Regions from separate parts of the Mus musculus genome. Here all the other regions are linked to region 1. Evidence: chromatin loops called from intact Hi-C (ENCODE). Cell type or tissue: heart. All regions are shown on one strand. Each heading gives the region's core, and the rest is flanking DNA. Links, peaks and the distances in the headings are about the cores only. Region 1 overlaps Noct (nocturnin). Region 2 holds the start of Ndufc1 (NADH:ubiquinone oxidoreductase subunit C1). Region 3 has its middle 6.8 kb from the start of n-TPagg5. Region 4 has its middle 4.4 kb from the start of n-TPtgg7. Region 5 overlaps Elf2 (E74-like factor 2).

The links. Hi-C counts contacts between places; a loop is a spot of excess contacts. Peaks named below come from ENCODE experiments on the same cell type or tissue, not always from the same donor. Only the 100,000 strongest peaks of a DNase experiment are listed, where the experiment ranks them.
Region 2: it touches region 1 in a loop (3-fold over the local background); 6 of 42 quality-filtered maps call a loop at or near these places.
Region 3: it touches region 1 in a loop (8-fold over the local background); 33 of 42 quality-filtered maps call a loop at or near these places.
Region 4: a loop joins it to region 1, with 7 times the contacts of the local background. A loop is called at or near these places in 33 of 42 quality-filtered maps.
Region 5: it touches region 1 in a loop (2.8-fold over the local background); 14 of 42 quality-filtered maps call a loop at or near these places.

The regions. Positions count from the first base shown.
Region 1 is chr3:51,230,912-51,237,131 of GRCm38, forward strand. All of the region lies in intron 1 of Noct (nocturnin), which reads left to right. Among named protein-coding and RNA genes, the nearest start is that of Noct, 9.6 kb to the left of the region's middle. In heart, for the core only: a CTCF peak has its summit at 3,691 (motif pointing right); DNase peaks (open chromatin) are centred at 2,760 and 3,700; H3K4me3 peaks cover 554 bases; H3K27ac peaks cover 4,042 bases.
Region 2 is chr3:51,405,671-51,411,890 of GRCm38, forward strand. It overlaps Ndufc1 (NADH:ubiquinone oxidoreductase subunit C1), which reads right to left and starts at 3,285. Exons shown (of 4, transcript NM_025523.1): 1 at 3,194-3,285; 2 at 2,475-2,578; 3 at 1,666-1,742. The coding sequence starts at 3,260. The coding sequence ends at 1,683. In heart, for the core only: no CTCF peak of the experiment used is centred there; a DNase peak (open chromatin) is centred at 3,271; H3K4me3 peaks cover 1,712 bases; H3K27ac peaks cover 1,399 bases.
Region 3 is chr3:51,363,137-51,369,356 of GRCm38, forward strand. No RefSeq gene overlaps it. Among named protein-coding and RNA genes, the nearest start is that of n-TPagg5, 6.8 kb to the left of the region's middle. In heart, for the core only: CTCF peaks have their summits at 2,335 and 2,534; DNase peaks (open chromatin) are centred at 1,945 and 2,275; H3K4me3 peaks cover 1,105 bases; H3K27ac peaks cover 634 bases.
Region 4 is chr3:51,350,862-51,357,081 of GRCm38, forward strand. No RefSeq gene overlaps it. Among named protein-coding and RNA genes, the nearest start is that of n-TPtgg7, 4.4 kb to the right of the region's middle. In heart, for the core only: a CTCF peak has its summit at 2,722 (motif pointing left); no DNase peak of the experiment used is centred there.
Region 5 is chr3:51,281,949-51,288,168 of GRCm38, forward strand. The region is part of intron 4 of Elf2 (E74-like factor 2); the gene reads right to left. Among named protein-coding and RNA genes, the nearest start is that of 4930577N17Rik, 8.3 kb to the left of the region's middle. In heart, for the core only: no CTCF peak of the experiment used is centred there; a DNase peak (open chromatin) is centred at 2,633; H3K27ac peaks cover 283 bases.

The sequences.
Region 1 (6,220 bases), core at 790-5,789:
TGAGAATGGGAAGCCCGTGAGAGGAGGAGCAGTGTTCATTTTCTCTACACAGCCCGTCTGAGGCCAGCCTGGGAGGCAGAGGACCCTGCCTCAAAAAGTCAATAATACAATAAAGCCAGGGAATGTAGCTTAGTGGTAGAACTCTTCCTTCAGTCCCCGGCACCAGCAAGAAGTACTGTGATCACGTGTCTAGGAAGTCCCTTGCTCCTAGATAGAGTACTGACCTCTCAGTCTTCTATGTCTCCCTTCTTATCTGCCCTTCCTGCACCTAAATCCAGTGGTGGGCTTTGAACCCTGTGTCTCTTGTGCATGCTAGGTGGACACTCCCCCTGAGCTACAGTCCCAATTTGCACGGCCTTAATTTGGAAGGGGGTCTGGAAAGTGGTAGTTAGGCCTGTCTGTAGAATGAGGAAGCCAGTAGAGACCACTTTCTTTGCCAAAGGTAAGGAAGGCTGCCTGTCTTCTGTGCTCTCTTTCCCTGCTCAGAAATACCCTGGAAAAATAGCAAGATAGCACAAGCTGGTAATGCCAGCCCACCCTCCCTCTAGAGGTTGATGCCAGAGGATTTCAAGTTTGAAGCCTGCCTGGACTGCACAATGAGGTCCTGCCTCAAAAACAACAACAACCAAAGTGAACCAAAGGGGGGAAATCTACGTAAACATGCCCAGGGAGTTTGTTCATCGTCTGCTCCTGATCTGGCCTGCCTCACTCTGGGGACAGACCTCTCCAGGCCTAAGTTGTGTACTCACTTTCTTTATAGAGCTTTATCTGATTCTGTCCTGCAGGCAGTGAGAAGGGCAGGCTGAAACTAGTGCAGCTGTTTAAAATCTCCTTTTTACGTAGTTTGTTTGCTTATGTGTAGGTTGCTGGGGAGGTTATAAGAGGCTAGAGGATCACAGGGAGCTGGAGGTTGTAAGAAACCCAACATGGCTGCCAAGAATTTGCCCTATTGATGGCATAACTTGTGGCTTTCTGACTAATTCTTTATGGTTTTTTTTTTTTTTTAGTTTTATTTATGTATAGGAATGTTTTGCCTGTTTGTGTGTGTATGTATGTATGTGTAACACAGGTGTACCTGGCATCCTAGGAAGTCAAGTGTCTGACCTTGTGGCACTGGAGTTACAGGTGCCTGTGAGTCACGGCCTTGTGTGCTAGGGGCCAAACCCAGGTCCTCTGTGAGAGCAGTAACTACTCTTAACCACAGAGACATCTCTCCGGCCCTAAGTTTTTTGGAATGTAGGTGCTTTATTCTCAAAAGATCTTAGTATGTTCCATTTTGCTGTCTTGAACCAGCAGACAGAGTGACTTATGGTATGCCAGATAAATAACCAGTTTCCATTTTTAAAAGTAATTTACAACTGTACTTTAGTTGTGTTTTATTGTTTGTGACAGGTCTCATCAAATAGCCCAGTGGAATTTACTATGTAGCCTACCTAGGCTGTCTTCAGACTCACTATGTAGTAAAGGTTGACCTTGAACCCCTTGTCATCCTGGCTTCCCTCCCAAGTGACTACAGCCATGTGTTACCACCCGCAGAAGGTTCTGGAAATTCCTGTATGAGAAATTGTCTTTCCTTGTTTTATAAGTGACAGAAAACTTGGTTGATTTCATCATATGTGCAAACTCTCCAGGAGCCGTGGGTGAAAGCAGGTAAGGAGACAGACTTAGAGGTCTATCTTAAGGTCTCTAAGACCAGCTCTGTGTTAACCAAGCAGCCCTGTCTGGCCTGGAGCTTACCAGATGGACAAGCCCAGCCTTGGATTCACAGAGATCCACCTGCATCTGCCTTCCCGGTGCTGAGATTAAAGATTAAACCACCATTCCCAGGGACAGTTTCATTTTAATAAAGGTTAAAACATGAATTGGCAGACTGTCTCTGAAGAGCCTCCTAGTGAATGTTTAGGCTTTGGCCCATGTCTAACCCCTGCAGTTGCAGGTGTGTTATCCACAGGTGGTATGCAATATATGTACTTTTTATGGACATTGAAATTTGAGGGTTTTTTTTTTTCACGTGTCCTGGAATATTGTTCTCAACAACTTATCAATATAGAAGAAACTAATGGTGTTTCATAGATTAGCAACCGCACAAGGCCGGGCAGGGGACCAGTAGATCTGGACCATAGTTGTGGACCCTGTTCTAGAGAACTCTGTTGTCAGCAGACTATTCCTTTGAGCCTTTTCACAGCTGTAAGAACAGGTCATTTTTAAAGCAACTCGGGTCTTATTAATTCAGGGATGTGATGGCACCAGACTGCTTGTGCTGGGCTTTTCCATGTATCTCTTGAGAGCATTGTTCTAGAACCCAGCTTAGGGAAGCAGTTGGCCGGGTGATAAGCAATTGCACAGCAAACATGTTAAAGTTAGTCTTAATTTGTTTGTTTTTGAGAGAGTGTGTGTAAAAGATTTCTTTTTTTTTTCATTTTTTATTAGGTATTTAGCTCATTTACATTTCCAATGCTATACCAAAAGTCCCCCATACCCACCCACCCCCACTCCCCTACCCACCCGTAAAAGATTTCTTGAGAGATATTTTCTAATAGGGCTGTCATGACTGAAAATATGGCTCAGCCTCTTCTGGAACATGCCCTGGCTGTCTTGCCTCGCCTCTGACTTTCTGCCTGCTCTTCATGGACTATGGCACTGTGTCTAGGTGTTTGTATTTTTAGACACATTAGATGGAGAGTCATGACCTTCACTGTCTATCTCTGGAAATGCCACTTGGGTCATGACACTGCTTTGTACAGTCTGTGCTGTACCAGTGTGTGTGCCTTGACGGCAGTGACGTCGGCAGGTGGAGGAGGTGAAACTTGACCTCTGATGATTCCTGGCACAAAGTCTGGGCTGCTGTGTGTGCCTGGCCTCTCCCTGTTGCTGGAGGCGCTGCTGTGGCTCAGCAGTCCAGGGTGCAGGTAGCTTTCTTCAGGGCCCCAGCTACAGTCTCCTAACATCAGTATCCACATGTGGACTTGGGGATCGCTGGGAGAGTAATGGGAACACATAGTTTGACATTGTAACAGCCTGCTTGCTCTTTAAATGTTAGAGAGCCGCGAATCATTCAGACAGGCTAGGTACATCTGTTCAGTCTCACAGAGCTGTAACTGATGTAAGCATAGTGCTAGAGATTGAACTCTGGGTCCTGCCCACACTGTGCAAGCACTTCACCACTGGTCTACATAGCATTGAAACTTGCGGAACTATGTCCTCATGAGTAAAGTTAAACCCAGGGCAGCCCGCCAAACACCATGGGCTTTGCTGATAAAAATGTATTTATTTTGCCATTATGGGTAAGTGCTGTACCACCATATGTCTCCAGCCCAGTTAGCATTTTCTAAAGCACTATGCACGGTGCACTGTCCCTGCCCTCACCCAGGATACGGTGGTACACACTGCTAATCCCAGCACTTGGGATGTGAAAGGAGAAATGGCTCAAATATCCAAGGACAACTAAAGTTATAAAAGTATGTCCGGTAAAGAAAAAAAAAAGCTAGAAGCTAGACCTAGAGGCGGGTGCTTGAACATTTGATTCCTTCAAAGTATGCGAAGTATGCAGTCTAGTTAACATCCGCCTGTCCCCTGTCATTTTGTGTGAACTTTCACTTACTTGCCCTGCAGGTGGCCACATTTATTCAGGACCCCACACCAGTAAAACCACTGAATAAGCTCATCTTAACCTTTAGAGGGAGTTGAGTGCATGGCCAGCAGATGGCAGCATTGGGCTGCTGGTCCTTGTCATGCCGTGTTGGTGTGCACTTCATTGTTCCAGGTTTCCCTAGGTCTAAGGTTGATCAGCTTCCAAATCTCCTTAGGTGCGTGCCTAAGACGTTCCTGGATTTTGCTTATTACGTCAGCTGGATTGTGTTGTATAACAAGAGAGTTGGCGAGGAGTAGTTGCTGGATAACTGAAGAGAGTGTGGTGAGGAGCTGCTGCTTCTGATTGCGCTAGGACAGTTCGGGAACTAGGCAGCACCAGTGTGGATCTCAGCTATGAGGCTGCCTCCACTGATCTAGTTAGAAATATAAAGCTGCCTTATTTAAAGTCACACTCCCAGCCAGGAGCTGTGACCGCTCAGTCCAACACTTACCTAGCAAATATAAGACCCTGGGTTTAGTCTCTAGCTCTGAAGAGAGAGGTCTAGATAAAGCTAGATATGGTCTTTTATTTAATGTAGTGTGGGGCGATGGGAGACTGGGTCTAGCTGTGTAACCCCAGCTGGCCTGAAACTGTAAAGACCAGGTCGGCCTTGAACTTGAAGCACTCTTTACATTAAATTCTTTAGGAGGAGAAGGTGGTCCGTGCCTCTCATCTCAGCACTCTGGAGGCAGCGAAAGGCTGGGGAGCTCTGAGTTTGAGGCCAGCCTGGCGTCTATAGAGCTAGTTCTAGGGTACCCAAGGCTCCACGAAGAAATCCTGTCAACAAAACCCAAATTCTCTGAATTTCTTTGAGACAAAATGGGTTGCTGTTGGCCTTATGGCACTGCTGACTGCCAGGTCTTCTGAGGGACAGTAATAAGATGATGCCTCAAGACAGGACAGGTGACTGCCATCCACCTGCCTCCCTGCCGTTCCCCAGCCCCTGAAATGTGTACTGGCTGGTTTGTGTATCACCTGGACACTAGCTAAAGCCATCCGAGAGGAAGGAGCCTCAGTTAAGAAGATGCCTCCATGAGACCCCGCTGGAAGGCATTTTCTCAACTAGTGATCCATGGGAGAGGGCCCAGCCCATGGTGGGTGGTACCACTCCTGGGCTCTATAAGAAGCAGGCCAGTAAGCAGGATGTGACCTTCCGTGATCTCTGCACCAGCTCCTGCCTCCAGATTCACGCCATGTTTAAGTTGCTATCGTGACCTCCTACCAATAAGACTGATATGGAAATGCAAGCTGAATGTCTTAGGATTTCTATTCCTGCACAAACATCATGACCAAGAAGCAAGTTGGGAAGCAAAGGGTTTATTCAGCTTACTCTTCCACATTGCTGTTCATCACCAAAGGAAGTCAGGACTGGAACTCAAGCAGGTCAGGAAGCAGGAGCTGATGCAGAGGCCATGGAGAGATGTTCTTTACTGGCTTGCTTCCCCTGGCTTGCTCAGCCTGCTCTCTTATAGAACCAAGACTACCAGCCCAGAGATGGTCCCACCCACAAGGGGCCTTTCCCCCTTGATCACTAATTGAGAAAATGCCTTACAGTTGGATCTCATGGAGGCATTTCCTCAACTGAAGTTCCTTTCTCTGTGATAACTCCAGCTGTGTCAAGTTGACACAAAACTAGCCAGTACACTGAATAAACCCTTTCCTCCACAACTTGCTTTTTAGTCACAGCAATAGAAACCCTAACTAGGACAAAACACAAAACAAAAAAATTTAGGCAATGTTTAGATCTGAGTCATTTTTTATCTTTATAATAATCCTGAACTTATAAAAATCTGAGATATAGCATATAAGATGTAGTTAGATGGTAGTGTAAACTAGATAATGTAATAACAGCTGTTAGAAATACGTATTTGTAAAATTGGTTGCTAGCTAGTTGAGAAGGTAGGAGAAAGGGCAGGATTTCTTTAGGATTTGCATGTTGGTGAATCTCAGCCTTGCTTGTAGAGTATTGTGAAGTTTTAGGTGGTCCACACCCTCGGGTTCTATCAGGAGTGCTAGGCTTAGCAGCCGGGTATAATTTTGACGCTCCCCATGATTGAACAGTGAGCCAGGCTGGCGAACCATGGGTCTGTGATGTCAGGCGGGTTTCGGGCTAGCCTGCTCTATGGTGCGCTGTGCTTAGGTGTTAGCATTGCAAGGTGGTGCTGCAGGGCTGCGCTCTCTGCAACAGGCGCCTTCCAGTTAGGATGTTTCTTCACTAGGCTGTTGAAGGCGTTTTCCTTTCATGGTGAGCCAGGGAAGATGTAAGGCTGTTGTTCACTTTTGAATATCCTTTATCCTTCCAGAACCACATAGCGCATGGCTGAGACCGTACTTAGAGTCCAAAGGAGACAATGGCAGGGTGTGCTTTTCAGTTGAAATGAAAGCAACGCCATCTGTCTGCTTGTCAGCCCTTCTTGTACCTTGGGGGGATAGCTCAGTGGTAGGACACGGGCTTAGCATGACAAGGCCCTGTGTTCTGTAAACACTATAGTCTGTATTTCATAGCAGCCTGTGACAGCCTGTGACATACTTACCCTGTATTCAGGTGATAATTCTGAGATATTCCTTTTAATCTTGGAGTCTTCATTT
Region 2 (6,220 bases), core at 865-5,864, 170 kb after region 1:
TTAAAACTGACATCTCTGAATAATTCATCTTAAAGCATCAGAAAAAAAATCTAGAAAATATATCTATTAAATAATATCAGAGCCGGGCTTGGTGGCGCACACCTTTAATCCCAGCACTCGGGAGGCAGAGGCAGGCGGATTTCTGAGTTCGAGACCAGCCTGGTCTACAAAGTGAGTTCCAGGACAGCCAGGGCTACACAGAGAAACCCTGTCTCAAAAAAAAAAAAAAAAAAAACCAAAAAACAAACCCTCAGTACTTAATTTTAGATCCATAGCATAAGTACTGAAATGGGCAAAGTGGTATAAAAAAGCAGCAGAAGACTTGGACAATAAATTCTAAAGTGTTAAATTTCAGAGTTCTTAGATAAAGAAAATGTGTGTTGTGATTACTATGTTTATTATCTAGCAGATACAAGGTATTTTTATCAGTGTAACCCATGGAAACTGACATATTTTGTGTGTGGTGCATGTGCATGTCTGCATGTGTGCACAGCAACAGGAAGGCCCCAGGCGGATGCTGGGGGTGTCTATCAATGGCTTTTCCCCTTATTCATTGAGGCAGGGTTTCTTGATTGGCCCCAGAGCTCCCCAGTGGCTAATATGATTAGCCATCTTATCCTGGGAATCCTCTGTCCACTTCCAGAGTTTTGGAATTCCACGTGGATGCTATGCCTCCTGAGCATCTGAGCTCTGGTCCTCAGGCTTATGTGGCGTTGCTTTAACCACTGAGCTAACTCCTCAGTCTAGAAGATACGATTAATTGTAACGAGGGATTTCACTTTATCAAGAACTCCTTTCAAATAATTTTCAGAAATAAAGCATATACTTTAAGTGATATATATATGCTTTGTGTGACACACGCGTGCACAAACATACTCACAAATCTTCTCTCTTAAATCATTCATATTAGGTTTTACCTGAGCTCCTCAGTGGATGCTAGCTGTAGTGACAATCATAACATGGCCACGCAGAAAAAAAAATCCTGAATCCGCTGCCTCTATACAGTCATTTGTCCTACAAATACTAAACTCCTAAGATGGCTGGGCATTCAGGACAGTTTGAGAACGTGAACATTAATACAGAAGAAAGTCACGTTCAAGTATAAGAACAGCAAACAGACATTAGGAAGCACACGCAAATGATGCCAGCTTGTCCCAAGTGCTATGAAACAAAGCGTAAAGTACCAGTGAAGAAGATGTGACTCAATGTGGTGTGGTTACTGTTGATTTCCCTGCTGTCTTTGTTTGGGACTGGGTCTTGATGTGCAGACCAGGCTAGCCTCAGATTCAGCATCTCCTTGCCACAGTTTCTGCAGTACTCGCATTACAGGTTTGCATGGCCTCATCCAGTACTGGTGTCACCCTGCAGGCACACTCCTTAAATCTCAGCACTTCGGAGGCAGAGGCAGGTGGATCCTAGTCTATATAATGCGTTCAAGGCTATGCAGTGAGACTCAGTCTCTCTTTTGATGCAGGGTCTCTTTACTTAGCCCTGGATGTCCTAGAACTCACTACTTAAACCAGGATGGCCTCAGAGAGACCTGCCTCCCTCTAGCCCTCTAGTGCTAGAACTAAAAAAGGCATGTGTCCTTGGAGTGGGACCCTGCCTCATTCACAAACACACAGATAAACTTCCATAATCTATGTCCTCTATAACTGTACTTACTGTATTATTTCCAAAGTTTATTCCAATCCATTTCTTCTTTTATACTCCAAAACATCTTCATTGTGTGTTTGGATGAGCTACAAGATAATGGTTAAAATTAGAAATGTGAGCTTCCAGCAGCTTAAAGACCAAGAAACCAAGTAGAGATCCTTATGTTTCATGAGAGAAATTGGGTGGATTAAAACAACTAAAAAGGTAAGAAATTCAAATTCAAAAATTATTAGTGGAATAATTTGTTGGCCACAGCCTGACATTAAATTTGAGAATGATACAGTGGAAAGCATATGGAATTATAAGAAGTGACACTCTAGCTGTTGAGTGTGTTGTAGGCTGGCTGATAAGTATATGCTATACTTTTGTGTACCTCTGTGTGTGTGTGTGTGTGTGTGTGTGTGTGTGTATGCAATGTCTAAATACAGTATGCTGTCCTTCCAACCTTAGAAGCCTCACACTGTGATTAAATGACCAACCCTCACCTCTGTGTATGTTAATTAGAAGTCAGAGAGCAGCTACTTTCTTAGAACCACAGTCTGACAGACTGTGTAACTAGAACAATGACTAATGCAATGATAAGATTCTTGGGAATCAAAGACCTAATTTCAATCCTTAATGATCTCCGCAGCAATTAAGCCTTCCATCAGGAAAAACTTTCAAAAATGTAGATGAACTTGGAGCCGCAGAGATGGCTTGGCAGTTAAGAGCATGTACTGCTTGCAAAGGACCCAAGTTTGGTCCCCAGGACCAACAACAAGCAGCTCAGAAATGTCTGTAACTTCAGCTCCAGGGGACTCGGTGAGTACGGTACTCACATAAATCCACATGAAAACCGAGGCGCCCACGGACAGTCCAACTGCCAACCAGTTAGGTTTGGCATTGACTGGCTCCCGGACATAGAACTTCGACCGTGTTGAAGCTGAAAAAGGAAAGAGAATATGTGTTTTATTGATGTCTGCGAGGAATATCTAACATATACTAGTGATGTAATTTTTGAGATAGAGGTTCTTGTAGTGCGGGCTGGCCCTGAATTCCTGATTGCCTGTCTCCACTTCCACCGGGCTGGGATTCCAGGCGCGCTCCACTACGGCTTTGTTGTCATTTGTCCTCTATCTGTTCGTCCCCAATTTAAAGAGTCAAGGAAACATAGTTCAAAGAACCTAAGTAATTTGTTCGGGGACACCAGCAGAGACAGAAGGTCGTCCTTGGTACTCAGGGCGCCTTCAAAGCTTGGGTTAAAGCCTCGTCGGCCCTCATAGGCTCTGGAGTGGGAGGTTGGGAGGCAGCCCCGGAAGGGTCTCCCAGACATTGAAAAGCCTGGGACAAAAAGACTCAAAATCCATTCGCAGAGGTCAGGGTTTAGCCTGGAGGAAAGCTGACGGCTAATGATGAGTGGAGAACCCGGCTCGCGGCCAGTGAAGGTCACTGCAGGTCGGCCTGGACCGCGACCTCCTCCTCCTCCGGAGATTCCAGGGTGGCTCGTGTTGGATGAGGGCTAGGCTGAGGGCCGAATGGGCTCTGAAAAGACACTCACAGCAGCTCGGCAGCCGGGCGGGGGCCAGCAGCCGCGAAAACGAGCGCAGCACTACGGACGGCGCCATCTTGTTCCGCAGGCTCCGCCTCTTCTCGGGTTGCTCGTTTGGCCGAGCTGGCACCGCCTTCTCCCTGCGCGCGCATCTCCGGTTGGTGGCGCAGAGCGCAGCGCCCCCTGGCAGCAGAACTGGGACTCGCAGGTGGGCCAGACTCCTACCTTCATTCAGTACAAGGTTCCCAAGAACCCGGACTTAGTGGGCTGTGAATAAAACAAAGGGTACGAAGAGGGTTGGGGCTGGGAAAGCAGTTTGTCCATCTCCAGGGTGCTGGTCAGGTTTACTACAGAGTTCGTTTGTCAGCCAAAAACTCGTGTGCTTTACACGAGTCATTACAGTGACTGTAGGATGTGCTGTGATTATTAGCATCTACTAAGAGATGTGCTCAAAGATAAACTTGTTGACGAAGGGAACTTTGTATTTGCAAAGGCTCTTAACAGTTCCTAAAATCCACTTATACTCAAAATCACATTGATTCCTCTCAGTCCTATGAGGTAGGTTCTGTTATTCATCGGGGTGGAATCCTACATCGCCGTCAAGTGCCTTACCACTGAGCTACATAGCCCCACATAGTTTTTTTTTTTTTGTTTTTGTTTTTTTTTTTAACTTTTTGAGAAAGGGTCTCGCTAAGGTTCCCATGCACTTGATCTTCCTGCCTCCTGAGGAGCTGGGATTATAGACCTTTGTCACCAGGCCCTGATAAAATTCTTATATATGGAGGCTGGAGAGATGGCTAAGCAATTAATAGCACTGCTTAGCCATCCAGAGGTCCTGAGTTCAATTTCCAGCAACCACATGGTGGCTCACAACCCTCTGTAATGGGATCCCATGCCCTCTTCTGGTGTATTTGAAGACAGTGACAGTGTACTTACATAAAACAAATAAGTAAATCTTTAAAAAAAATTTTTATAGATGTTAGATGACAGTGATCTGACTGGTTCAGATGGCAGAGGCATCCAGTGTGTGGTCCTCAGAACTCTAGATCTAGAGTCCATTAGCTCACTTAACAATGGGATTGGCTATAATGCCAGGAGCCTATATAGAACAAGATTCAAACGGTCATGTCTCTGTACCATTTGGGTATACTACATTTCAACAATATATTCTTTAGTTGTTACTTAATCTCTACTATAGTTGTCTATTGATAACGTAAAACTTATCCTTGTAGGATAGTTGGGAAGTTTAGGTGTTATCTGAAAGTACTAAATGCCCAGTTTGCCTATTCAAGACACTGTTTTCTTTTTAAATAATTTATTTTTATTTTAAGAACATTGCTGTTTTGACTGTATGTATCTCTGCATGAGAGTGTCAGATTCCCTGGAACAGGCGTTCCAGGCAGTTGTGAGCTGCCATATGGGTGCTGGGAGTGGAATCTGGGTCTTCTGGAAGAGCAGCTGGTGCTTCTAACCACTGAGCTATCTCTCCAGCCTCAAGTCACTATTCTTTAAAATATAAAAAACCAAAACTGTTGGGCTGGAGAGATGGCACATCGGTGCTCTGACTGCACTCTTCCAGAGGTCCTGAGTTCAATTCCCAGCAACCACATGGTGGCTCGCAACTATCTGTAATGGGATCTGATGCCCTCTTCTTGTGTGGGTCTGAAGACAGCTACAGGATACTCATATAAATAAATACATACTTTTCTAAAAAGCTGGTTTTTATGCGTAGGCTTACATCGTGGTATGTGCATGTGTGCAGGTGCCTGGAAGGTCAGCAGCGTTGCTCACCCTGGTTAATCAGCTGGTTTAAAGATTTTTATTTATTTTTATGTGTGTTTGCTCCTGCTTGTCAAGTGCATCAGTGCCCACACATGTCCATGGAGGGCAGAAGAGGGTCCTGGATCCCCCTGTGAGTTGTCTGGTGTGATCTGGGTGGTAGGAAAACCCAGGTCCTCTGCAAGAGCAAGACACACTCTTAACTGCTGAGCCATCTCTCCAGACCATGACTAGCTGGGGTGGGGTGGGGTGGTTTTTTGTTTGTTTGTTTGTTTGTTTGTTTGTTTGAGACAGGGTTTCTCTGTATAGCCCTGGCTGTCCTGGAACTCACTTTATAGACCAGGCTGGCCTCGAACTCAGAAATCCACCTGCCTCTGCCTCCCAAGTGCTGGGACTAAAGGCGTGCGCCACCACGCCTGGCTATTGGTTTTTAAGATTTATTTATTTTATGTATGTGGGTACACTGTCCCTCTCTTCAGACACATCAAAAGAGGGCATTGGATCCCATTAGAGATGGTTTTGAGTCACCATGTGGTTGCTGGGAATTGAACTCTCAGAACCTCTGGAAGGACAGTCAGTGCTTTTAGCTGCTGAGCCATCTTTCTACCCCCAATTAGCTGTTTGTTTGGGTTGGTTTTGTTGTTTTTTTTTTTCAGACAGGGTTTCTCTGTGTTGCCCTGGCTGTCCTGGAACTCACTCTGTAGACCAGGCTGGCCTTGAACTCAGAAATCTGCCTGCCTCTGCCTCCCGAGTGCTGGGACTAAAGGCGTGAGCCACCACTGCCCAGCTTAGCTGGTTTTTCTGTTGTGCAATCGATCAAGATTATGTTTCTCTGGATTCTTAATACTACCTGGTGTCCAAAGACCATTTAAAAAAAGTATAGGTTCTTTTTACTTTTTAAAGATTTCTAGTCTTGTGTGCATGTGGTGGTGGTAAGGGTCTAAGAATGAAGCTCCTGTTGAGGACCAGAAGTGGCTACCATTTCTCTGGAGCTGGACTTATAGCTGGCTGTGTGACAACTCAGGTGGGTGCTGGGAACCAAGCTCATGTCTCTGTTAGGGAGGTATGGGTTCTTAACAGTTGAGCCATCTCTCTAGCCTACAGATGATACAATCTTGCCCAGAAAAGTGATTTGCTAAAACCTAAAGCTGTTTAGGTCCATTTTCTTAGCAAAATAAGTGTTAGCAGTTTTCTATGTACTTTTAGCAGTATTAAGTTCTTTTTTTTTCTTTAAGATTTATTTTATGTACTAGTGGC
Region 3 (6,220 bases), core at 428-5,427, 130 kb after region 1:
CTCTCCCATCAATAACTAATTAAGAAAATATCTTAGGGCTTGAGAGATGGCTCATTGCTTAAGAACACTGACTGCTTGCTCTTCCAGAGGTCCTAAGTTCAATTCCCAGCAACCATGTGGTGGGTCACAACCATCTGCAATGGGGTCTGATGTCCTCTTCTGGTGTGTCTGAAGAGAGCAATGGTGTACCTATATACATAAAATAAATACATCATTAAAAAAGAGAGAGAGAGCCGGGCGTGGTGGCACACACCTTTAATCCCAGCACTCGGGAGGCAGAGGCAGGCAGATTTCTGAGTTCGAGGCCAGCCTGGTCTACAGAGTGAGTTCCAGGACAGCCAGGGCTATACAGAGAAACCCTGTCTTAAAAAACCGAGAGAGAGAAAGAGAGAAAGAGAGAGAGAGAGAGAGAGAGAGAGAGAGAGAGAGAGAGAGAGAGAGAGAATAGCTTACATCTGGGTCATATGGAGGCATTTTTCTCATTTCCCTCCTTCAGATAACTCTATCCTGTGTGTCAAGTTGGCATAAGTTTACACAGTAAGTCGCAGTGATAGCAATTGTCTCTCTCCAAGGGTAAACCCTGAGTGAACTTCTTCTCAGCAGGAGAATCTACTGGGGGTGGACACACTGCTGGTGCTCACCCTGCACGCCGCCATTGCAGAATTTCACCTGAGAGTGCAAAATGTCAAGACCGCCGTTTGTGAGTGGCCCCCTGGGAACCTAGAAAGTTCCGGCTCTGAGTCGACCTATAAATATCAAATTGTACTGACTACCTGGAAGTCTATGCTGAAATTACAGCAACTTTAAAGGAGCTAGAAAGATTAGAGGTTATTTGCTCAACCCGAAGGCCTTTCTTTCTTCAGCTTGGTGTGTGGCCTGTGAAGATGCCAGACAGCTCCTATAAAAGACTTCAGATGAAGAGAGCTAAGTAAGGTCGACCCCATCTACACCGCTGTGGCCAGCACTACTAAGTAAGGTAGTTACCATGTCTATGCCACTGTGCCCAGCACGGCTCTTATGCCAGAACAACAGATACAAGTAATGGCATCTCTCCATGTGGTGTTGGAACTTGCGAACACACCTATTTTCCTTCTTTCTCTTTTCTTTCTTCTTCCTCCTCCTCCTCTTCCTCCTTCTACTTCCTTCTCTTCCTTCTTCTTTTCCTTCTTCCTCCTCCTCTTCCTTCTTTTCCTTCTTCTACCTTCTTCCTCCTCCTCCTCTTCCTCCTTCTACTTCCTCCTCTTCCTTCTTCTTTTCCTTCTTCCTCCTCCTCTTCCTTCTTTTCCTTCTTCTACCTTCTTCTTCCTCCTCCTCCTCTTCCTCCTTCTACTTCCTCCTCTTCCTTCTTCTTTTCCTTCTTTCTCCTCCTCTTCCTTCTTTTCCTTCTTCTACCTTCTTTTCTCCTCCGTCTTTTTGTATTCTCTGAGTTGCTGAATCCCCAGGGGTTATTTAAATTCAAAGGAGTCTCTACCACTCATGCAAAATTACCTGCCACACTGTCTATTTGTCAAGGGAAGGTGGCTGGAGACCTTGCTTTCTCCTCCTGCTCTCTCCCCTAAGTGAAAAAGTTTCACAACACGTCTCTGAAAGACTTCGCGGTGTGCACCTCAGGGAAGCAGGATGGGCAGTCAGTCCACAAAAGGCAAGGGCGAGCTCCTCTGTGAAATTCTAGATCTTATACTCCAGTAAGAGGGGTATCAATATCACACCCAACAACTTAGTAAAAATGTACCACGTGCTGTAAGTGCTAAAATAGATAGATGGCTCAAGAGGCTCCTGAGTAAGCTAAGGTCCTTGCAAGATAACCTTAATGGCCGTGTCCCTTTGTGTTAGAAGTCACCAGATGTTCGGGGGACTATGGAAAAAAACAGCTTGAGCAAACAGTTCTAATAGCGTTTGGGTCCTAGCCATGGAAAGGGAAGGAAGCTGGCGCACAGTACTAAAACAGCAACTGCTGGATGAACGTGGAGCATTCCAACAGGAAGGGCCCAGCATCCCAGTGACAGCGAAAGCTGCATATCCAAATAAAGGCCACGTCTCTTTCTCCGGTAGCGCGAAATCAAACTTGCCAGAGGCGGCTCGCACTTTTTACAGCAATGTGGTGCGGTGTTTGCAAGTCCCGTCGCCAAGGCCGTGCAGGCTGTGTTGGCACCAGTGTTCTTTCAAGCTTCTAAGCCGCCCCCGGGTAAGTGAACCAAGCGCTAGGAGAGATAAAGTGCTAAGAGGGACACCATCTGTCTGCAGAAGGGGAGGACACCAAACGGGACTGGGTGGCGGTCGAAATGCAAATGAACACTGACACCGTGTGGCTGGAGAAAGGAAGCAAGAAAGCGAGAAAGCGTAGCCAGCGGACTGAGATAAGAGACAGCAGAGTGGAAAGTACCAGTTTCACTGGTAGTGAGATTTACCCTGTGACAATCCATATGGACAGTAGCGGGGCTGTATTCGGAGGTCTGACTTTATGGCTGGCCCAATGGGAAAAGAACCAGGTGGATGCTCTTTCCACCACTGTGGGGCAGCAGATCTTGGAGGACATATGTAACAGAGTTCAACAGGAATCAGTGGTTTTCTATGTGGCTGGCAGCCCATAGCTGGTTGAGGTTTGAAAATCGGGAAGCAGATGCCCTTACCAAGCTACAAGCCATCTGCCTCCAGAGATCACTGGAGGCTCTTATCTACAGTCTGGCCACAGTGATTTGGCACACACTGGAAAGTAGCTAGAGCTACCAACATTCCCATGAAATAGTCTGCTATTCTGCATGGTAACAATAAATGTGAGGCATGTTCCAAATTAAGACACGGAGAGACTATACAGGGTCCGTATATGTCAGTAAGGATACAAGTCGGTGCTCACCTGTGTGGACACTGCCGCAAGTCCATTGTCTCCAAGCCTTAATGCCCCAGTCTGCTAACCTGGGCCTAGTCTTGGAAGCCTCTACCCTCCATACAATATTATGTAGGCCTAGGATGTTTTCAGCCTCCGAAACTTGCTGCTGGCTAAGCACACCCTTTCTTCTTCCTTCTGAACTCTGGCTGGTTGGTTCAATCTAGCTCTTCTGACTCAAACTCCTCTCTCTCCAAGCTGTCTTCTCTCTCAGTCTCTGAATTGCTCTGCTGTGCCTCAAACTAACAGTAGCAATGTTCTAATATGGCTTCTTCTCATTTTCTGGCTCACTCTGTCTTTACCTGTCTCTGTACAACTGTCCTGGTAAAACTGTGTCTTAGTTAGAGTTTCCATTGCTGTGAATAGACACCATGACCAAGGCGAGTCTTATAAAAGCAAACATTTAATTGGGGCCGGCTTACAGGTTCAGAGGTCCAGTCCACTATCATCATAGCAGGAACTACGGCAGCATGCAGGAAGGCATGGTGCTAGAGAAGGAGCTGAGAGTTCTGCATCTTGACCAGAAGGCAACCAGGGGAGACTGGCCTCCAGGCAGCTAGGAGGATGGTCTCAAAGCCTACCCCACAGTGACTCACTTCCTTCAACAAGGCCACACCTACTCCAAAAAGTCCACATCTCTTAATAGTGTCACTCCCTGGACCAAGCGTATTCAAACCACCACAAACTGCCTCCTTCCTCTTTCTCTCGCTCTAGGCTGCTCCACTCTCCTTCTCAACTCTACTGTACCACTCTCTAGGAACGCTACTGTATTCCTGTGCTGAATGCTCCTCTTCCTCTCTCCTTGTGAGAGTTGGGAGTATCCTATCTGTCAGATCTTTCTCTGATTCGTCACTTTTTCTGCCACTCAATTAGACATCACTTTCAAACATGGGTGTTTCCTTCTACAGACGAACTTTACCTTCATTGTTTGGATTAAAGCTGAGAGCTATGGATGTGTTTATATTCCAGCCAGAGGGATTAAAGGTGTGTGCTAAGGGTTGAGCCACAACCTAACTAGAAACCAGCTCAGATATCCTGTAACAGAAAACTTTTAATCAGTTAATGTGTTGTGCAGCAATCCATGAGTGAAGCACACTGGGTCTTATCCAACTCAGCGGTACCCACAGGCACGGAGAACTGATAATGATTGGGGCACTCGCTTCACAGTCACAGGGCTAAAGGGACCAGGACTAATTGTACTTCCATTCATTTTACAACTATACACAGGCTGTATTGACTGAAATAATTATGGGGTTATTAAAATGGAAATATAGGGTGCTGAACAGATGGCTCAGCAATTAAGGGCATTTGCTAGGACTTGGGTCACTTCACAAGACCAACCTCATGCAGCTCACAACTGCTTGTAACTCCAGTTCAATGGGCCCAATGCAGACACCGAATGCACATGGTATTCATACATACACTTAGCATGTGCGCGCACACACACGCACACACATTAATAAAGAAATATTTACAAAACCCCAACGATTAGAATTTGAGCAAAGGTATGCTGCAGCAGAGGAAAAGTGTACCCCTCAGGGCTGGAGAGATGGTTCTGTAGGTTAGAACCTTGTCACTAAGCCCGATGACCTGAGTTTCTCCCCCAACCCGAGGATCCATATTATGGAAGGAAAGAATTCTCTCTTACAGGTTGTCCTCTGATCTCTACCCTCATGAACAAGCAAAAAAATAAAAATAAAGAAATGTACTTTTTTTTTTTTAAAGACAAGATCTCACTATATAGTCCTGGCTAGCCTGAAATTCTCTTTATAAACCAGGTTGGCTTCAAACTTACAGAGATTCATTTGCCCTTGCCACCTGGATGCTAGGATTAAAGGCATGAACCCCACTATAGCCACCTAATGTCTTTTTTTGTGATGAGGAGCAGGGTCTTACTATGTAACCCTGGGTGGCCTGGAACTGGCTAGGTAGACTAGGCTAGCTTTGAACTGGAATTCTGCCCATCTCTGCCTCTCCAATGCTAGGATGAAAGGTACACAAGATCAGAGTGCTCTCCTAACTGTTGGATCATCTCACCACCCCTAGACAAAAGTAGTTTCTAAAAGAAGGCACACCCAGAAGCTATAAGGCTATTGGATGGAAAATCCCGTATCAGAAGTGAATTGCTTCTGTGAGTTGTTGGCCCCCGAGGCTCTACATGCTGCAGAGATTATTGGCGCTGATGTTGGTTGTATGCCAGAACTAGATGTTAAGTTCCCATTGCAAAAGACAGTACCTGCTTTGGCAGCAGAGTGTGGAGAAATCCATGAGTCTGAGCTGGAGGCTTCTTCTCCCCTGATTGATTTCCTAGTCCTGCAGGGCACTGGCTGCGGAGCAAAGCTGGTTGTTGACAGTCCAGCTCAACAATGGACCCTGTGTGCTACACTACTGTCTTATTTAGGGTTTCTATACCACTATGATAAAACATCATGACCAAAAAGGACCTGGAAGGAAAGGGTTTATTTCATCAGACAGCTTGTAGTCCATCCAGGAAAGTCAGGTGTTGCTTACTGTCTTGCTTCTCATGGCTTGTTCAGCCTGCTCTCTTATACACCCCCAGGACCATGTGCCAGGGGTGGCACCACCCACAATAGACTGGGCCTTCCCACAGCAATCACTGATTAACAAAATATTCTATAGGTTTGTGTATAGGCAGATCTTACAAAGACATTTTCTCAATGGAGAATCTCTCTGTGTTGACATGAAACCATCCAACACTCTAAGCAGGATAAGCCCACTGATTCATTAGTGCTGTGACTATTGTGGTTGGAACCAAATGCTCTCTGATTTAACTTAAGACTCTTCCAAAGGAGGGAACTTCATACTGTGTATGAGAGCAAAAACGTGTGGCTACATATGCTATAGGCTCCAGTAAAGGGACTCCTGCTACTGTTGCATTAAACAGATGTGATGTGCCTGTCAAATTGTCTTCTAACTTATATTTACACTCACCGTTGTATTTTGTGTTTACACACATATATTACTGTGGGAAAACTCTGCAAATTAAGGTTGAACTCCACCATTAACTAGATAACCTTCTGAGGCTCAGTGTGTAATGAAAGACTCCCTTCGTTAGCAGCGCTTCTTCTCTGATCTTGTCTGAGAAATTCTAAGTGCGAGAACACACACACACACACACACAAAACCTAAGGAATATCACATAACCTCAGTTAGATTACATAATCAATTTCCTTTCTTCTAATAAGAACATATTCAGCTAGCACCTGAGATTCCTGAAATGCTTCCCCATGCTAATGAAACATTTCGGTACAATAAGCCCTCAGCCAATGACTTTTGCCCATCCTGGTTGTTCCTACCCTCAGTCCCCCAAAACTT
Region 4 (6,220 bases), core at 411-5,410, 120 kb after region 1:
CCACATCATCATAACGGTGACCTCTGGGGAGCTGCATCACTAAGGATCCTTTTGCTAACCTTCATCTTCCTAGCCTAGCATCTTCTAAGATTCCTGGCAGCTGGCAGGAGGTAGAAGAACAGTAGGCCAGTAGGAGGCCAGGGGGTGGGGCTGTAACATCTGGAATTCCTGATGAGAGACTTGTGAACCTCTCTCTCCCAAATAAGGAATGTCATGAGCTCCTTAACACTGACCCAGGCTTCCCTGTCTCCCTTGATGTGCTTATTTCTCTGCCAGGATTGCAAGGCGGTTCTTCTACTCCAGGATGACAATGGGATGGCCATGTTATGCCTACAGGGAAAAGCTGTGCTAGCATAATTTCTTGCACAGACTTCAGGAATGTGTAAGTCGACAGAGCTCTCCACTCACCGTGGTTAAAATGCCTTCCTTTACAAAGTTTGTGAAATCACTTGGCACTTGAGTAGATAGATTTCAAGGGCCCACCTCTATTCCATCCCTAAAGCCATCAGTTTGGGAGGCCCTGAAATTTACGTTTACTGATTTGAGACTCACCTGTCCCCCAAGGGTTCTCTGGGTTACTCTCCTGTGACGTGCTGTCATATCTCCCTTGAGTTGGTTGATCAGGCTGGTTCCCATTCTTCCCAACCTGAAAATACCTCATTCACAGCTGTATTAGAGTTTTTGCAGACTGTTGCAGTAGAGCCTGTGACTGGAAAGTAGAGACTGAAAGGCCTTCTGTACCTATGCGTCATAGACAGAGAACGTTTCAACAAAACCTACGTCATACAACCCTGAGTGTGTGTGTATGTGTGTGTGTGTGTGGGGGGGGTACGTCATACAACCCTGAATGTGTGTATGTGTGTGTGTGTGTGTGTGTGTGTGTGTTTGGGGGGGGGGTGCCATGGTCCTCTTGGCCAGCTGCTGTTTCAGCTTTTCCCCTAGCTCACTAGGCAACAGCCATTCTCAGGAGTGCTTTCTGTTTCTTAATAAATGGTGACTCTTTTCTATTTCTAACTGTCTTAGTTAGGGTTTTACTGCTGTGAACAGACACCATGACCAAGGCAAGTCTTACAGAAAAACAACATTTCATTGGGGCTGCATACAGGTTCAGAGGTTCAGTCCATTATCAAGGTGGGAGCATGGCAGTATCCAGGCAGGCATGGCACAGGCAGAGCTGAGAGTTCTATGTCTTCATCCAAAGGCTGCTAGTGGAAGACTGACTTCCAGGCAACTAGGGTGAGAGTCTTAAACCCACACCCACATTGACACACCTATTCCAACCAGGTCACACCTCCAGATGATGCCACTCCCTGGTCCAAGAATATACAAACCATCACACTAACCAACACAAACCTAGGTACTTGACAGACTCAAATGACCACCTGTACATGATGAAATATGATCCTCCACATGAGTGCAAAAACATAAGCCTTACCTCGAAGGTGATAACAAAAAAAAACCAACACATTGTATTCTGCAGCCGTATATGAATGAGCATAGACATGGAACACAGATTTAAGTTACCCCAAATTCTGTGTTTCAACATAGAAGCAGTTTCAAGAAGTTTTGAGTAGCAAAATCAAGTTAGAAATCAAGATACTTTTAAAAAAACTTTTTAAAACATTTTTTTCTAGATTAGATTAGATTTACTCATTTTACTTTATGTGTGTTCTGCCTGTGTGTATGCATGTGGACCACATCTGGTTTTGGTGCCCATGGAGATCTGAAGATGGCTTTAAATGGAGGTACAAATGGATATGAACCACATGGTTGCTGGGTATCAAATCTAGCTCCTTTCTCTCCAAGAGAAAATGTTCTTAACTGATACTCCATCTGGCCTGACTATGTAACTCTGATTTATGTTCATGGGTGCCTGTCTGAACTTATGTGTACTACCTGAGTGTAGAAGGTCATAGGGTTTGGGATAGAGTATTGAATCCCCTGGAAATGGAGAAGAGAGACCTTTGTTTCCTCCCGAGGCGATGCTAGAACCAAACTCTGACACTCTGCAAGAGCAGTCAGTTCTCTTAACTGCCGAGCCATCTCTCCAGCCCCAAGACACCTTTTAAATACCTTGGTGGAAACATTAAGTGTGCGCACAGCAAAGCGATCTCAGCTGTAAACACCAGATGCTACCTGATAGCATTCTTAACTTTCAGCTTGGTAGAAGCTTTGTGTCTGCTAAATGAACACATTCCACAAGGTCTTTATCTGTTAGTCACAGGATGTTAGGTCCATCACAGAGGTGCGTTAAAAATGTCTATCTAGAAACTAAAGATAGTCTAAGATAAATAGTCATTAGGTTCTGGACCTGCAACATTCCGACCTCTTCATATTACTGCAGTTCCAGTCAGTCAGTCAACCTTTGCTTCTTTCCAAGAACCATCACCCATAGCAGGATGCCTTAATAAGAACTGATCCTGGCACTGAAAACCTCTATGCACAGCCCAAATCAGCCCCACCCTCCCAGATAGACTTCCAAGACTTTTCCATCTCTCCCTCCCTTCCTTCTGAGACAGGGTCTCACTATGTGGCACTGGCTGGCCTCGTTCTCAGAGAGAACCTGCCTGCCTCTGCCTGCTGCTGAGCTGCAGAGATGCCTCTGTGGTTAAGAGCACTGGCTTCTTTAGCTCAGCACCAGTCTTCAGATCTGTGTGGCTACCTACAACTGCAACTCCAGTTCCAGAGAGTGCAGCACCCTCTGCTGGTCTCTCTGGGTACTGGACACATGCATAAAAATAATATTTTTTTAAAGTGGAATGCTATCACTATTTATTTATTTTTTAACAATTTGTTGAGTATAGCATAGGAAAGCAAAGAGCTGGTAGTAATTAGAGTATCTACACGATACCCCAAGGCTTTCCTTTTTATTATTACTGGTACCAGTATTGTTATTATTATGTATATGGGTCTTTTGCCTGCAGGTATATCTGTGCACCACTAGTAGGCTTGATACCCAAGGAGACCAGAAGAAGACATCAGAGTCCCTGGAACTAGAGTTACAGACTGTGATAAGTCACCATGTGGGTGCTGGGACTTGAACCAGATGAGCTATCTCTTCAGCCCTCGAGATTTGTCCTGATGGAGTCTGGGGCACAAATGGCTCCTCACTGGTCACATCTCGAACCTCCCCACCCAGCTGCCCTTGCAGAGGACAGCCTTTCTCCCTTGTCCTGTGTGTCAGAGCTACTTGTTCTTTAGAATCAAACACTCAAATGTTACATCCACAATGCATTTCTGTGGGAGCTGGAGAGATGGCTCAGAGGTTCAGAGCACTGATTGCTCTCCCAGAGGTCCTGAGTTTCATTCCCAGCAACCACAGGGTGGCTCACAACCATCTGCAATGGGATCTGATGCCCTCTTCTGGCGTGTCTGATGAGAGCAACAGTGTACTCACATTTATTAAATAAACAAATCTTTAAAAAAAAAAAAAGTGCATGCCCTTAATCCCAGCACTCGGGAGGCAGAGGCAGCGGATTTCTGAATTCCAAGCCAGCCTGGTCTATAGAGTGAGTTCCAGGGCAACCAGGGCTACACAGAGAAACCCTGTCTTGAGAAAAGAAAGAAAAAAAAAAGCATTTCTGAGTTTCCAACACACCCCTCAAACCCTTGAACTCACCACAGATTTTGGGTTTTGCTTACCCACCGACACTGTATTTTAACATAGTTGGGAATTGTTGTAATCAGCAGCCTTAAATCTCAGACTCCAAAGTCAGCAAGCTGGGGGTGGGGTGGGGGTGGATGGGTTATGTTCAAAACAACCACTGCAAATGTCTTAAGAAGGTACTCATTTACTGGCCTACACTCTCCTGCAGGATTGAAGGCATCACAGTCACAGCCCATAAGAAAAGCTCTGACTCCAGAGGCCTGGAGAGACGGTTTAGCAGTTAAGAACCCTTACGGCTCTCACAGGAGACCTGAGTTGGTTGCCAGCACCCACATGGTGGCTCACAACTGTCTGTGACTCTAGTTCCAGAGGATTCAGCATGCTCTTCTGATCTCCTTAGGCATCAGGCACATACATGGTGCACAGACATATGTGCAAGGAAAACAGTCATACACTCATACTGTATGTAGGTAGGTAGGTAGGTAGATAGATAGATAGATAGATAGATAGATAGATAGATAGATGGATGGATGGATGGATGGATGGATGGACAGATAGATAGACAGATAATGATTGAATGGAGAGGCCCTATTTACCGAAAAATCTTCAAAGCAGAGTCACAAGGCCAATACACTTTAATTTTAGACATATGATAAGATTGCTGATCCATTTAAATTCTTCTCTCCTGGGGCTGGCGAGATGGCTCAGTGGTTAAGAGCACCGATTGTTCTTCTGAAGGTTCCGAGTTCAAATCCCAGCAACCACCTGGTGGCTCACAGCCTTCCGTAACGAAATCTGATGCCCTCTTCTGGAGTGTCTGAGGACAGCTACAGTGTACTTACATATAATAAGTAAATAAATCTTTTTAAAAAAAGTTCCTCTCTCCTCTTAGAGCATGCAATGCAATTGAGTCAATGCATTCTAAAAGCATTTATAATGGGATTCTACAGTACATAAAATAGATTTAAGAGTGATTAAGACGTAGACTCTGATGATAAACGAAATTGTTCAGTTCTCAGCACCACCGCTTACTAAGATGTATATAACCTTGCTGAAGTACTTAATCACCTGTTGTGTTTTGTTTTGTTTTGTTTTTTTCATCTCCACTTATGTCTACAAAAAGGGAATAATAATGAGGCCAAGGTAATAAGCCTGTTTGAAGGATGAAGTCAGCTAATCCGTAAAGTCATAGCACTTCCCGTGTAAACCTCGTCTGTGCCTGTTGTCTTTTGTTGTGAGTGACGCTGTCTCTATTCTGTAGATCTGGCTGTAGCCTGGAACGCTCATCCTGGAGCCCACTCAGGCTGACCTTAGATTTCTGGTAAACCTCCTGAGTGCTGAGATTCATAGGCCTACACCATGCCGTGGTACACCCTTTACAATTAGAGTGAAAGTGAAATGAGTTAATACATGTTTTATACACTTCATGCATGTGTTGGCACCCGGTAGATGTGAGCTGGCATCTCTTGCCCTCACATGTGTTCACATTGTCTGTGTTCTCTCTCAGTGTTCTCATCTGCAAAAGGAAGATAGTAATGAGGCCTCTCTTGTTTGCTTATAAAGGATTGAACAAGGAGCACTACATAGGCCAGGCTGGCCTCAAACTCAGTCCTCCTATCTCAGCCTCCTGAATGCTGGGATTACCTTAATACCTTTTCAGTTCTCAGTAGTCCTGATTTAGGTGTGTGTGTGTGTGTGTGTGTGTGTGTGTGTGTGTGTGTGTGTGTAAGATACAGAGAGACACAGACAGACAGACAGACAGACAGACAGACAGACAGACAGAGACAGGTATCATGGGTGCCTTCTCCCATGAGGAACATGTGGGTCTTCCACAGTCTGCCCTTCCTTCCTTCCTCTCTTTCTTTCTTCCTCTCTCCCTTCCTTCCTTCCTTCCTTCCTTCCTTCCTTCCTTCCTTCCTTCCTCCCTTTCTCCCTTCTTCCCTTCCTCTCTTTCTTTCTTCCTCTCTTTCTTTCTTTCTTTCTTTCTTCCTTTCTTCCTTTCTTCCTTTCTTCCTTTCTTCCTTCCTTCCTTTCTATTTTGGGAACAGGCCTGGGTGTGGGGTGTGCACATCTTTGTAGTTTTCTTTGTTTGTTTTAAGACAGGGTTTCTCTGTATAGCCCTGGCCATCTTGGAACTCACTTTGGAGACCAGGCTGGCCTTGAACTCACAGAGATCTGCCAGCCTCTGTGCTGGGATTAAAGCCATGGGCCACCATCTCCCCTCTCCACAGTTTGTTTCTATACTTCCTTTTCTGAAACATGGTCTGTCACTGAACCTGACAGTAGGCTGGTTGACCATTGAGCCCAGAGCATCTGTCCCTGCTGTCAACACGGGGGACGCTGATGTGTCCGGCTCTGCCCATCTCTTATGCAGATGCTGGGGACTGACTGTAGATCTTCATGTTTGTCCAGCAAGCAGTTTACTCACGGATCCATCTCCCTAGCCCTCAAAACCCTTTTCTAGGTCAAAAAAAAAAAAAAAATCAGGTTTGCTTGCTTTCTAATTAGAGCGTATCACCTGTTTTATTATATAATTGTTGCCATCTTTTTATAATTGTTTATTTGTTTGAAGGTGGGGTGTGACTGTGCGCCCCAGATTGTGTGTGGAGGTCA
Region 5 (6,220 bases), core at 545-5,544, 51 kb after region 1:
ATTCTGGGCTCAGCAAGAATCATCGTAAGAGAAAATAAAATATAATATGTACTGATTATACATATGTATGTGTCATAATATATACATATCTGGATATTAAAGTCAGAATACTGAGTTGATACCCGCTATCCAATAAAATGCTTTAGGAAACTTTATGCTAATAAACATGGCCCGTGAATCACTAGAAATATCCACGTGCTTTAGCTGAAATGGTAAACTTCAAGAAAACTGTTAAAAAAAAAAAAAACTTAAAATATTGTCCAAAATCTTCTCTACTCAAAACCCTCCAGACTTGAATACCTTTTCAGATACTACACAATTCTCATCAATTTTAATTAACATTCAATTCTTCCTGAAAACAGGGCAAAGTAAGGGAGAGCCGCCTGTATTTTTTGAGGCCAGTGTAATCTTATTCTAAAACTACCTAAGGACAATGTAAAAAGATAAAGCATGCATGAATATGTGTACAAAACGGAAAAACCTTCCGAAGACAAACCAAAGAACATGGATGAGTTAGGTTCCCTCTAACTGCAGTGAGGTCTGCCGTGACCATGTCCATAGAGGGAAACATGCCTTAGCGCAAGGACCATGGGCCACAGCTCAAGTAACTGGTTAGATGTATGCTAAGCAACGTGCAAGCGTATTAACAATAGTGCTTACTAAAAACCATCTGCATCTAAGACATCTAATAACATTTAATCAGGGTATAAAGATATATAATTGGGTATAAACATAAAAAAGTTCCCTAATCAAATTAAATTGGATGTTTACATAGGAGCTAGACACAAAGTATATATACAAAAGATAAGGAATAAATCCCTTAAGCATAAAACAATTGCAATTGTACAATCTCTATTTATCCTTATGCATCTGTGTGTTTATATAACATACACATATGTAGAGCACATATATATATATATATATGTATATATATATATATATATATGCTTTAGTAAATAGTCCGTCTCTACTCCTTATTTTCCACATGGATGTCTATTATGACTAGATGTGGACATACATGTTCTGTTTCTAGACTCTCAGTGTATCTTGCGAAATTATTTCCCCGCAGTACACTTTAATTTTTTTTTCACATTTTCTCCTCCCTTTCTCTCACTTTAATATATGGATTGGTCTTGGCTTGGTTTTTGAAGACAGGGTTTCTCTGAGGAGCCCTGTCCACCTGCCTCTGCCTCCTGAATGCTGGGATTCAAGGTGTACACAAGCACCTCAGCCCCTCTTTCGTTTTAAACACTTGACTCTGTATGTATGGGGGCTGCTTCTAGGCTCTGCTCTGTTCTACAGGTCTTGTGATAACATTCCATCACTGTGGCCAAGAAGGAAATAATTTTGCAAGATATATGTTACCTGACTTACTTTTTTAAGAAAACAAGCTTTAATTATTTTGTTTTTAAATTTTAGGTGTCTGGATGGGTGTTTTGCTTGAATGTGAGTCTACATCACACGCATGCCTGATATCCACAGACCCCAGAAGAGGGTGCTGGATCCCCTGGAATTACAAGTGGTGGAGGACCACCATGTGGATGGGGCCCTGGTCCATAGAACGGGCAGCCAGTGCTCTCACCTGCTGAGCCATCTCTCCATCTCTCTTCTCTCTGACAGAGGAACTCTCTAGCTCTAGCTTTGAAAGTGCCGTGGCCGCCCAAGCACTGAGATTGTTGGCACACCCCACCCGCCGTCCATGCCTGTATTTTATATTTTCCCCAGCTCCGCAGTCTTCTCTCCTCCCTCTCCTTTCCTTCTGGAGTTTAAATGCAGAGCATTGTATACTAAGCCCACACCCTTCCTCCTGCCCAGAAATCATTCTCTGTGGACAGAAGACAAGGACACAAGCCCTTCTTCTTTGCAGAATTGTCTAGAGCAATGGTTCTTAACCTTTCTAACGCTGTGACACTTTAATACAGTTCCTCATGTTGTGGTGACCCTCAACCATAAAGTTATTTTTGTTGCTACTTCATAGCTGTAATTTTACTGTTATGAATCACACTGTAAATATTTATGGAGATAGAGGTTCACCAAAAGTGCCACTACCCACAGGTTGGGAACCACCGGCCTAGACCTGAAAGATCTCTCCTTGAAAAGGAGCTTGTCAAATTCTGCCAAAAGCAAATCCTCCTGGTTTTTGACAAGAAGGAAACTGGAAAAGTTCCATTATGCTGGAAAAGGAAGACTAGATTTATCATGCTTAGTTCTCTTATGTATCTTCAGATTAAAGATTAAAAGAACAAATAACTCTGATCTACTTAGATTTACAACGCGTGAGACATTACTGTAGTAAACAGGCCGCATGCTATGCTGTCAGATTTATTCCTAGGTACTTAATGGAGATTGTTCTATTTGGCTTGGATTTTACTGTGAGATTATATTTCATTTTCTTAATGATTACTGCTGCTATATACAGCAACCCTTATACTTTTTCTTTTCTGTGTGATGAACCTCCATAGCAACTTTAATGGTAGATATGAGGAACTCAGTTCCTAGCTCAACTGTCAGAAATGTCACCCAGCAACTGATGGACACAGATGCAGAGAGCCACAGCCAAACACTAGGCGAAGCCAAGAGGACCCTGCAGAAGAGGGAGGGGAAGGACTACAGGAGCCAGAGGCATTGATAACACAAGAACACAGCCAGCAGCAGAATCAACTATGCAGGGCTCACATGGGCTCACAGACTGAGGCAACAATCATGGACCCTGTACTGGTCTGAGACAGATCACAACCATGACTTACTCAGAGGACCTGAATATGTTGTGGTTGTGTAGCTTGGTGTTCTTATGGGAGTGGGGGGTGTGGCTCTAGCCTGCTCTTGGAATCCTTCTCCTCCTGCTGGGTTGCCTGGTCCAGCCGTGACAGGAGGGGTGCGTGCCTAGCCTTACTATAATGTGTTATGCCATGTTCAGTTGATATCCCTGGGAGGCCTGCTCTATCTGTTTTTAAGGAGGATGGCTGAGAAGCCTGCTCTTTTTTTGAAAATAGCAGGAGAAATAGAGAAGTGGATCTGGACGGGAGGGCGGTGGGACCAGGAGTTGTGGAGGGAGGTAAAACTGCAGTTGGGATTTAATGTATGAGAAAAAATTTTTTTAAAAAAGTATAAATGATAGTCTTTCAGATTTCAAATACTAACCCATTTTCAAAGAATGACATTTGTTTCATATAAAGATACATTTGTATCTACATGGTACTAGCAATTGAACTAGGAGCTTTGTGCATACAAGGGAAGTGGTTTACAGCTGAGACATACTCTCAACCCTGTCTATTCTCATCATTCAAGACTGTCCCTCCTGTGCTGGCTAGTTTTAACATCAAGTTAACATAGGTCAGGAAGAGAGACCAACTGAGAAAATGCCCCCACCAGACTGTCCTGTAAGACAGTTTCTTGTGGTGATTGGTGTGGGAGGGCCCAGATCGTTGCAGGCAGTGCCAGCGATGGGTGGGTGGTCCTGGGATTGTAAGGAAACAAGCTAAGCAATAGGAAGCAAGCAGCACTCGCTCTGCTTCAGTCCCTGCCCTGCCTGAGTCCTTGTCCTGCCTTCCCTCAGTGATGGACATTACCTGTACTGTAGAGGACATAAGCCCTTTCCTACACAAGTTGCTTTTGGTCCCGGTCAAGGTGTTGTATCACAGCAAAATAAACTCCCTTTGCATTATTGCATTAGCTAGGACCTCCAGTAACAATGGCATGTAAAGATATTGCCTGACAAATGATATTTACTTTAAGTAAATGGTATTTACTGTATTGAGTATGGGCCATCATACTCAATTTTCTCTACATTTTTAGTACTACCCCTTATGAGGTTTCAAGTCTGTATCATCAGTAGATGATACATTTTAACAAATGTGTGTTGGATCCATTGAAACTGTTGCGTGGTATTTGTCCTTCAGTCTAAGCACAGTGATTTCATCACTAACAATTCTTCTAACATCATAATGGCCCTGGAACGTTACTGTGAATTCACTGTATTTTTAGATGGACTTCACCTGCCAGTCTTTACTTGGAATAAATGAAGCTATGATCATGGAAGAGTGTCACTAAATTTTTATGTTTCTTTCGATTACACCTTGAATGTTTTATTGCGGGGAGAGACAGGCACATGCCACCACACATGTGTGGAGGTCAGAGAACAACTGAGGGGACTCAGCCCCCTCCTCGAGTCTGAGGGTTTCAGGGAATGAACACAGGATATCAGACTTGACAGCATGTGCTTTTACCCACTGACATCTCACAGCCCTGATTACACTTCCCAGCAGGTATTCTCTTATCTGTCAATACTTCATACATATATACACTGCATTCTAATTACACGTCCTTCCCACTCCTATTAAGCCGCCTCCTCCTTAGAAATGCCTTTCCCACATTAATGATGTTTTATTTTGTGAACCACTGAATTTATCCAGGGCCATCTGTGTGATCCTGGGGTTGGAACTTTCCATTGGAAGACGGTGGGCTCACCGATAGGGTCACAACTAAAAGCAAAGACTCGCCCCTCCTAGAACGTTTCAGCATCCAGCAGTGCAGCAGGGAAGGGTAGAGAGCCATCCCCCATCCACAGCTGCCTGGTGACAGGTCTAGTCCTGTAGAGTTCCTCGGGCAGGTAACTGATCTTCTTGAGTTCAAGACAGAGCCGCTGTGTCAGGCCCACGGTGGCAATTTGCACACAGCCCTTCTCCTTATTTTCCAGCTCTTGCGTTCTTCCCACTTCTCATTCCGAGGTGTTTTCTGAGCCTTGGAGGTGGTGATGGAAATGTCCTGTTTAGGGCTGAACACTCATCCATCCTTTATTCTCAGCACCTAGGGCAGCTGTGGGCTCTAAGTTCACAGCAGAGAGGAGCTTCTGTCATTAAGAGTAAGTGAGCGCCGGGCGTGGTGGTGCACATCTTTAATCCCAGCACTCGGGAGGCAGAGGCAGGCGGATTTCTGAGTTCGTGGCCAGCCTGGTCTACAAAGTGAGTTCCAGGACAGCCAGGGCTATACAGAGAAACCCTGTCTCAAAAAAACAAAAACAAAAACAAAAACCCAAAACAAAACAAAACAACAACAACAAAAGAGTAAGTGAGCATTTGTCCGTGGCCGTGAGCCTAGATGCTCATAAGGCACTTTGAGCCAATATCAGTTGAAACAGCAGTACTAAGTCTGCTACTAGGGCCTGTAACTCCCCAGCCATGTGTTTCTGATGAGGTTTAAAGTTCCATGCACGGGTTTCCTCCTGCATTACCAGCCTCAGATCCAAGCAGAGACGGTGAACACACTTTTCTAGCAGGTTGGTTTGGAAGTTCACAGTCCTGGACATTATCCAGGCTGCCAGGAGTGGTGCGAGGGCTGTTACCTCCACAGTCTTTATTTTTTAAATATTTAAAGACTCTTTCTTTCCTTTCTTTCTTTCTTTCTTTCTTTCTTTCTTTCTTTCTTTCTTTCTTTCTTTCTTTCTTTTTCTTCCTCCCTCCCTCCCTCCCGCCCTCCCTCCCTTGCTCCCTTCCTCCCTTCCTCTCTTTTTCTCTTTCATTCTTGCATTGTTATTGTTTTGGTTTTTTGTTAGTTTGTCTGTTTGTTTTTCAAGAAAGGTTTCTCTGTGTAGCCATGGCTGTCCTGGAACTTGTTCTGTAGACCCGGCTGACCTTGAACTCAGAGATACATCTGCCTCTGCCTCTGCCTCGCCAAGTGCTGGGATAAAGGCATGTGCTGCCACCACAGGCCAGATTCTTTTTTTTTTAATTCACCTGTGTGTGTGAGTATACGCTGTATGCATGTAGATTTCTGTCAAGGGCGTCAGATCCCCTAGAGCAGGGGTTACAGGCAACCATGAGCCACCTGATATGGAACCATGCTGGCAACTGAGCTCAGGCCCTCTGGGAAAGTGCTGCTAACCATTCGACCATCTCTGTAGCCTCCCCAATACTATTATTTAACCATAGCAACTGTTTAACACCTTGGTTTTTCATTGCTGCCTCACAGCTATGTTGTTAAATACCCATAATTTAATTTCAGAACTCCTCACCCAGGTGTTAAGAGCCCCCTTGTCTCAATCCAAGATATTCACCCTAAACTCTTTTTATTACTGTCATTCCCCTCAGTTATTATTTTTTTGAAATATTTATCTGTTTTATAAATTTTATTTTTTTTAAATCTATTAGGTTTCTACCTGTTTCTATGTTTGACCTAATTTGCTGAGTCTATTATAAAGAACAGATGTGTTTAAGGTCACAGT